2 separate regions of the Homo sapiens genome follow, and region 1 is linked to region 2. Evidence: chromatin contacts called from ENCODE Hi-C or POLR2A ChIA-PET data. All regions are on one chromosome and are shown on one strand. Each heading gives the region's core, a stretch centred on a gene start or an enhancer-like site at or near the end of the contact. The rest is flanking DNA. Distances are from core to core; before and after follow the strand shown.

Region 1 (4,340 bases), core at 1,841-4,340, 56 kb before region 2:
GCCGTGTCTCAAACACACCTCAGCACCTTTGCACTTGCTGTTCCTGCTGCCTGGAAGGGTCACAAATCCCCCACTTCTTTTGGGCCTCCTTTGCTCCAGAAAGGCATTTCCTCACAGCCCCAACTAAAACAGCACCGCTTCCAGTCAGCCCTGCCCTGTGAGAACAGCTAATAAGCACTCCATAGCAATGGCTGAATAAATGGAACTAGAATAAAGGCGTTCAGGCAGAGTTGAACATGTCTCTTTATCTGACCCTTCAAACAGGCAATCTGAAGGGGTCACTTCCCAGGCAGCAGGGAAAACAGGAGCCAAGAAAGGTCAGTCCGAAAAGCACCAGAGCCTTTTGGGGTATGCAGAGTAGGACTAGCTGGCTGGCGTCAGGGCAGAAGACAAAGCTGGAAGAGCTGGTCAGCCACACAGGGCATGTGTTTGTTTGTTTGTTTTTTTGTTTTTTGAGACAGGGTCTCGCTCTGTCACCCAGGCTGGAGTGCAGTGGTGCAATCATAGCTCACTGGAGCCTCGACCTCCCAGGCCCAGTGAGTCCACCACCTCAGCTTCCTGTGTAGCTGGGACTACAGGTGCATGCCACCACGCCTGGCTAATTTTTGTTTTAGTAGAGACAGTGTTTCACCACGTTTCCCAGGCTGGTCGTGAACTCCTGGACTCAAGCAAACCTCCTGCCTCTGCCTCCCAAAGTGCTGGGATTACAGGAATGAGCCACCCACCACGCCCAGCCTGGGCCTGTGTACTTGTTAAGCAATAGGGAACTGCTAATTAGATTGGAGCTGAGCCACTCAATCAGGATCTGCCCAAGAGTACTGTAACTTACTCCTCCGATGAAGGGGTAGGTTAAGACCAGTAGCAGGGAAAACCAGTCACCAAATAAAAGAGAAGTAACCAGGGTAGGGGCGTGAGGTAAGGAAAGAAAGGGTGGGACATGCCAAAAGACAGGAACATCCCCTGACCAATCCATGGGTAGAGAAAAGCCACAGTCTATTCTGGGCTCCAAATCTAGGTGGCCAAGAGATGGTGTATTTTAAGGAAATAAAGCAAAGTTGTTTTGTTGGTGGGGAAATAAATTTGGGGCAGGCCCGGCATGGTGCCTCACTTCTGTAATCCCAGCACTTTGAGAAGCCAGCGTGGGAGGATGGCTTGAGCCCAGGAGTTCGAGACCAACCTGGACAATAAGTCGAGACCGCGTCTATACAAAAACAATTTTTAAAAAAGTAGCCGGGTGGGTGGGGGGAGGGGGGAGGGACAGCATTAGGAGATATACCTAATGCAAATGACGAGTTAACGGGTCCAGCACACCAACATGGCACATGTATACATATGTAACAAACCTGCACGTTGTGCACATGTACCCTAAAACTTAAAAAAACTTAAAAAACACATAGCCCAAGGGGCACCTTCTATGTAGCAAAGGCTAAAAAATAAATAAGTAGAAATTAAAAAAAGAAAAAAATTAGCCCGGTGTGGTGGCATGGGCCTGTAGTCCCAGCTACTTGGGAGGCTGTGCCGGGAGGATCGCTTGAGCCAGGAGGTCGAGGCTGCCAGTGATGGCGCCATGGCATTCCAGCCTGGGTGACAGAGGGAGACCCTTTCTCAAGAAAAATAAATTTAAAAAAAGAAATTGGGGCCCAGCGTGGTGGCTCATGCCTGTAATCCCAGCACTTTGGGAGGCGAAGCGGGCGGATCACTTGAAGTCGGGAATTAGAGACAAGCCTGGGCAACATGGTGAAACCCCGTCTCTACTACAAATACAAAAATTAGCCGGATGTGCTTGCTTGAACCCGGAAGACGGAGGCTGCAGTGAGCCGAGATAGTGTCACTGCACTCCAGCCTGGGCGACAGAGCAAGGCTCTGTCTCAAAAAAAAAAAAAAAAAAAAAAAAAGAGAGAGAGAGATAAATAAATTGGGGTGAACCGAATCTGCTAAGATAAAATTTTCGAGAAACCGGGCTGGACAGGATCTAAAGCTCAAAACTGATTAGATCAGGAAAGGATCCGGCGGGGTTTTCCCCGCCCAAAGTGGGTGGCCATGACCGCTAAGGCGCCAGGAGCGCATGAACTTGAAAGGTGACAGCGGGGAACTCACAACCCAGACACGCCACGTGTACCCAGTTACCCTCAAGTGTCCCCAGGCAGGCTTTCCACCCCGGAGTTTATTCCCACCTGGGGACTCCTATTTCCAAAAGAAAATCTTTTTTTCATTCTGTTTTTTTTGAGGCAGAATCTCGCTCTGTCACCCAGGCTGGAGTGCAGTGTCGCGATCTCGGCTCACTGTAACCTCCACCTCCCGGGTTCAAGCGATTCTCGTGCCTCAGCCTCCCGAGTAGCTGGGACCACAGGCGCTCGCCACCACGCTCGGCTGATTTTTTTTTGTATTTTGAGTAGAGACGAGGTTTCACCATGTTGGCCAGGCTGGTCTCGAACTCCTGACCTCAAGTGATCCGCCCTCCTTGGTCTCTCCCAAAGTACTGAGATTACAAGAGCCACCGCGCCCGGCCTTCCAAAATAAAGTCTTATTTGCTCTAAATCTCAGAATCCCGAATCCCGTAAAAAGTAGACCAAGAAGAAGGTAGACTGGGAAAGGGATCAAGTCCCTCGGACCCAAAGAAACCCCTGACAACTGAAAGCTCCAACTTCTCCCACCCAGGCCCCAGACCCCGGCGTCACCCCCTCGTCCCTCTCCAAATGGCCCCAGGCCGCCGCGGGGTCTATTCGGACGAACTGACAGACTCCAAGTGGGGCTCGGAGCGCCGTAGGCCATGACAGCCCCTCCGAGAAGCGGGCCCCGAGCCCCGAGCACCGCGCGCCAACGGCTGGCCCACCCCTAGCGCATGCGCCCCGGTGCCCAACGGCCAACACACAGCGCTCTGACACACCAACCGCCCCGCCCCCACCGTCTCGCGACCCTTTCTCCCCCTCCCCTTAGATCCCAACGTCTCCCCTCGTCCTCTCGCTCTCAGTTCAGACGTCCCCACACCGCGGCCCCGCGCCCGGGATCCGCTGCTCACCTGGCTCCCCGTTCTTCTCCGCGCGCTGCTAAGAGACACTTCCAACTTCGGTTTTCCGCCGGGCGCTCAGACACGAGTTGCTGCGCTTCCTGCCTCTTGCGTCGGGCTGCTGCTCTGCTGACTGGGCCGCTGCCTTTTCATTCAAGAGAGGCCGAAGCGGTGATTGGGTCCTGTGGAAGGGACCGGGAGATTATTGGCGGAGACGGGAAGAAAGAGGGCGTGCCTTACGCCTCGCGTTTATTGGTCAATCTAAAAGTAGGCGCGCCCCAGTGAGCCGACAGACTGGCTCCGACAGCGCGCGGTCTCGTGATCTGGGTGTGGTGCTCGGTGGGAGCCGCCATGTTTAGTACTGATAACTGAAGACCGGATGATTGCGTTTTGGCGTGTGCCCCACCTTTTCGAAGAGTGGCGTCTGCGCTGGGCGCTGAAACCAGAACTGTCCCAGTTGCTATCAATCTGCGGCCTGGGGGTCCTCCACAGTGTAGGCTCTGAAAAGAATAGGGAGCTTGGAATGACTCAAATGGACAGAACATTTTGCAGTATTTGGATTTCTATCGCTCCACGATAGTTTTGTCTCCTTGATTTTCACGTTAGTAGAAGCATGCAATAGGTTGTCTTTTGTGTCTGACTTTTGCTCAACAAAGCTGTTTTTTTGAGACGGAGTCTGGCTCTGTCACCTAGGCTGGAGTGCAGTGGCGCGATCTCTGCTCACCACAACCTCCGCCTCTCGGGTTCAAGCGATTCTCCTGCCTCAGCCTCCTGAGTAGCTGGGACTGCTGGCGCCCGCCACCACACCTGGCTAATTTTCATATTTTTAGTAGAGAGGGGTTTCGCCATGTTGGCCAGGCTGGTCTCGAACTCCTGGCCTCATGTGATCTGCCCATCTCCGCCTCCCAAAGTGCTGGGATTACATGAGCCACCCTGCCTGGCCGCAGCAAAGTGTTTTTGAGAGTTGTCCATGTTGTGGGGATATCAACAGCTCGTTATTTTTTACTGCTGAGTGGTATTTCATTGTGTGGCTATACTATAATGTAGCCAATATAGTTTCACTCACCTGTTCTTGGCCAATTGATTGTTTCCGGTCTTTGGCCACTGTTAATAGAGCTTGTACTGTAAGAGTATTTTGGGGAAGATAAATTTTCATTTCTTTTAAATACTTAGGAGTGGCATGGTGGCATGGTCACTAAGCTTTATTAGATCCTGGCAGATTTATTTTCCTATCATCCTTCCTCCCTCTTTCCCTCCACTTTCTTCTTTCTTTCTTCAGGGTGTCACTCTTGTTACCTATCATGCCCAGCTAATTTTTAAAAATTTGGTAAAG
Region 2 (4,190 bases), core at 540-3,039:
GCGACGCCGGCTGTCGGGGCCTGAGGCCGGGGGAGGCCGTCGGGAGCGGCGTCGCCAGCGGGCGCGTAGCAGGGCCAGGCCGCTGAGCGTGTTGCACACCAGCGCGGCGAGGAGCGCGACCAGGCCGAGGCTGGCGAAGAGGCCAGCAAGCAGTGCCTGGCGCCAGCCGCCCGGGGGACCCAGGCCGATGAAGCACCACGTGCCCGGGTACTGCAGCTCATAGCGGCCCACGCGCGCCAGCGGCAGCAGCGCCACGGCCAAGGCCACCGCGGCCACCGCGGCCAGCGCCAGGCGCGCGCGGGCGACCGAGACCCGCGCGGCGTGGAGCAGCGGCCGCGTGACGCCCACGCAGCGCTCCACGGCCATGCCACAGCCCAGCAGCAGCGGGCACAGGCCGAAGAAGACCATGCAGCCGCCCAGGAAGTGGCAGGCCCCGCCGGCCGGAGCGCGCCCCGCAGTGTACAGACGCAGCACCAGCGCGCCCGGGATCACGTGGCCCGCCAGGTCGGTGGCCAGCAGGCTGGCCACGAACAGCAGGAAGGTGGCGGCCGAGCGGCGGCGTCGCAGGCGGCCCGCGGCCTGCGCCAGCAGCGCCAGCGCCAGCAGGTTGGACACGGCGCCCAGCGTCATGGAGAAGATGGGCAGCGCGGGCGAAGCGCCCGACGGCGGCACGGCCGACGTGTTGGGGACCCAGGGCGCCGCGCATGTGGTCGCCTCGCCCGCCAGGCTCAGGTTGAGGGGCCCGCAAGGGCTCATGTCAGGCGCCAGGGGTGCTGGATAGAGGAGAGGAGGGCAGAGTGAGGCTGGCTGGGCCCGGGCGGGGACCAGCCCACGGTGCCATCTCAGAACATCAGGGCCTGTTTGACTCCATGGCGTTCTCAGGCGGCCCCTCTGCCCATGGCAGTTGCCATGGGCAACTCCAAATGACCTGGCCACTCCATTTGGAAACCCTTCTCCCTCTCTTTTGCCTCTCACCACCCCATCTCCTGCTCCAGGGCCTCCCTCTAACCCCACTGGCCCTTTCTCTGCCCTTCATGGTTTCCTGCAAGATTCCCCCCAGCCCCGCCCTCAGGCATCTCTGCCAGTGCCTCCGACCCCCACCTTCCATTTTTACACCCAGCAAATTCCTGGGGCCTGTGGCTCCATCTGATAGCTCTCACCCATTTCTGCCACTGTGGCCCTACCTGACTTTCCCCATGTCAGCTTTACTCCAGTCCCATCCTCGATGCCCCAGCCCCATCTCTACCACCACGGGCACATCTCTCCCCACGGCCATGTCCCTGTCCCCCATGGACCCATCTCTGACCCCACATGGCACAGCCACATCTGTGCCATGGACCCATCTCTGCCCCTGCCCCATGGACCTGCCTCTGCTCCACTGCGGTCTCTCGCCAGGCCCTACCCCGATCACCTCTGCCTCACCCTGGGTGCCCACGGTTCCACTCCATATCCCTGCCCCAGAGGCCTGGAGGCGGCCCCACGACCATCCACTCTTTGATATCCTGGTGGTGAGGGCTGAAAGGGCGGAACTGCCCACCAGGCCAGATGGGAAGGGAGGATGGACAGACGGTAAGACAGGGACGCACAGATCAGGGAGAAGAGCCCGGGGACACAGGACGGACAGCAGGTGGCCATGGCCCCACCCCTTCATGCCCTCCTCCTCCCCAATCAGGGACCCTCATGTGCAACCCCCTTACCCGGCACTGCCTGGGATGTGGGGTCCCCATCACCGGCCGCTCAGCCCTGCCGCCCACTGCGCCCTGGCTCTCCGGCAAGCCGCTTCCTCCCTCCCTCTTCCTGGGGCGGCTCCTCAGCTCCTCCCGCCGCCCTTGCTGGCCTCCAGGGGCCGCTCCACCCCGCGCACGCCCGCTGGGGGCCTGGAGTGGCAGAGACCCCCCTCTCTGCTCCTGGCAATGGGCGGGGGCCACTCTGGGCCCCAGCGGCTCCCTCCACGAGGAGTGAGGCTCCCTGGAGTTGGTCTGGCCCCATGTGACCCCCTCCTCCCAGCAGGGCGGGAGCAGCCCCCTTCCCCCCCAGGATCGGGCCTCTTGCCTCATTAATAAAGCGGATAAAATCTAAACACTGGAAAATGTGAGCGTCGTCTGGGGCGGGCTGGGGCAGCTGCAGGGGGTGCCACTGCCCCCCTCCCTGGGGCTTTGGAGCTAGAGAGGCTAACTCCAATTCTGTGGGGCCAGCAATGCCCCCCCTGCCCTGCCAAAGCCTTCGTGGATGTCGGGGTGGGTGCTGGTGGGCAGGGCCTCGGGTAGACCAGCTTGGGTCAGGCCCAGCCTGGCCAGGGGATCCGCCTATTTATACAGGGGCTTAAGCCCCGGCTAGGGCCACAGCGAGTCATATCCTGGGAGGAGGCTGAAAGGGGGCAGGGGAACCAGGAGGCCTGGCGACCTGGGGACTCTCCCCAGTGACTGGCTCCTTTAAGATGGGCTGAGTGACACCTGTGACACACGTCCTAAGACACAAAGACTCGCCTCCTGCCCTGAGAAGTAGGGTCACACTGGCACAGCCTCACACCCTAAGACATACAATCCTGTCACTTACCACTCAGTTTCATCCTGTCCCCATCTCAGCACAGCCAGGTTGCTGCCGCCACATCCCTGAACTCAGGGTCTTACCCCCAGCGCCGGGACGCACCCAGAGTTACTGCCTCAATTCCAGCCCCTCCCAACACCCCAAAATGCAGCCCTCTGAGATGATCACCCGAACCACCCTCCTTAGTGCTGGGAAATAGGGTCTCACTTGGCACCCCGAGAGATACACACACGCACACACACTCCTTATTGCCAAAACTGCCCCTGACCACACTCTGTTTGACTTTCAATGACCCCTCAACAATCCCAGACAGGCCCCACCAGCACACTCCGTACACCCAAGGCACAAGAAGTGACACCCCCCGCCGCTGGACACCAGAGACCTAGCTGGCCACCCCCACCCTCACCCAGAAACAGCAACGCCCTGAGACACACACACCTGCACCCCTAGAGACCCCTAGACCTAGCCAGCACCCCCACCCAGGAAACAGCAACACCCCGAGACATACCCTGACACCCCTGAACACCCCAAGGCCTAGCCAAGCACCCCTCCTTGCCCCAGAAACAGCACCCTAAGACACACACCCCCACACCCCGGGACACCCCAAGACACAGTCACTCCGTTGCACTCCCCACCACCAGACACTGCCAGTTACACCTGCAATTGCCCTGGAACACAGAGCCGGTTATCACATCCCTTACCCACGACACAGCCCTCCCTCATTGCGTCACGAGCCATCAACACTCTTGATAGACTCACAGTGCTACCCAACACCCGAGACACACATAGCCACACCCCTTCACCACCGCAAGCGGCTCCCAGCACAGACACCTGAGGAGCCCACAGGTGCCCGGGGATGCCCTGAGTCACCAGGACTGCGGCTCCCCGACTCCACCCGGGTCTGTCCACCAACACCCAGCCCCCAGGGTCTTCCCCTTTTCCCCCTTCCCCTCTTCCTGGTGGCCCAGTGCCCGCCCGCCTTTTGGAACGAGGATTGCAAGCTGGCCTCGGACTTCCCCACAGCCTCTCGGCTCACCCCCAAGCATTCCTGTGGGGCCTTCTGGCCCAGCGCCCCTTGCTTCAATCCCTTCCCTTCCCTCCAGGTCTGGCCAGGGTCCCACCCCGCCTTTCCCTGATCACCCTCAATCCTCGAAGATGAGTGGGTTGTCAAAACAAGTATGCTGGGTTTATGTCTAGGACAAAGCAGGGTGCCCCATGGACGCCTGCGTGTCCAGCATTGGGCCGGGTGGGGTGGGGGCTGCCTCACGCCTGCCCCCAACCTCCCGGTGTAGGGGTGGGGCTCTGGCAGGCCTGAGGTTCCATCTTTCTATTTCCAAGCCAGGTTTCAATGCCCTGGTGCTCCCCACGGTCCGGGGGTTGTCACCAGCTGCAGACAGCAGCCTTGTGAAGCTCCAGGGGGTAGGAGGCCTTGTGGGAGAGGGGGCAGGATTTGAACCCTCAGTAGTCCAGGAAGCTCTGGCCCTGCCTGGAAGCCTGGTGGCCTGCAGCCAGAAGGAACAGTGGGAGGGGGCAGGTGGCTTGGTGCCAGCTCCTAATTCAATTTGGAGCCTGCGGAAGATGGATTTCAGCTGCTGAATTCTTTCTCAGCCCCAATCTTCCCCCTCTCCCACCCCGAAGCCACA

The links. A loop is a pair of places that touch in the nucleus more often than their neighbours do. ChIA-PET counts read pairs that join two places held with the same protein, here RNA polymerase II (POLR2A). Pooled maps may share reads with other maps.
Region 1: a loop to region 2 is called in a map of B cell, with 7 times the contacts of the local background. The contact joins the promoter of DDX39A here to the promoter of PTGER1 in region 2. A Hi-C loop is called at or near these places in 11 of 168 maps with a recorded cell type or tissue (B cell, CD4-positive, alpha-beta memory T cell, GM12878 and 8 more), 3 of 37 single-sample maps with no recorded cell type and 19 of 50 pooled maps. POLR2A ChIA-PET finds 5 or more read pairs at or near these places in 21 of 52 experiments (CD4-positive, alpha-beta T cell, CD4-positive, alpha-beta memory T cell, CD8-positive, alpha-beta memory T cell and 16 more).

The regions. Positions count from the first base shown.
Region 1 is chr19:14,416,251-14,420,590 of GRCh38, forward strand. It overlaps DDX39A (DExD-box helicase 39A), which reads right to left and starts at 3,091. Exons shown (of 11, transcript NM_005804.4): 1 at 3,020-3,091. RefSeq lists silencers at 484-563, 584-673, 2,821-2,920 and enhancers at 1,671-1,720, 2,091-2,150, 2,561-2,700.
Region 2 is chr19:14,473,565-14,477,754 of GRCh38, forward strand. It overlaps PTGER1 (prostaglandin E receptor 1), which reads right to left and starts at 1,790. Exons shown (of 3, transcript NM_000955.3): 1 at 1,698-1,790; 2 at 1-773. The coding sequence starts at 756. RefSeq lists an enhancer at 1,775-2,443 and a silencer at 2,860-3,342.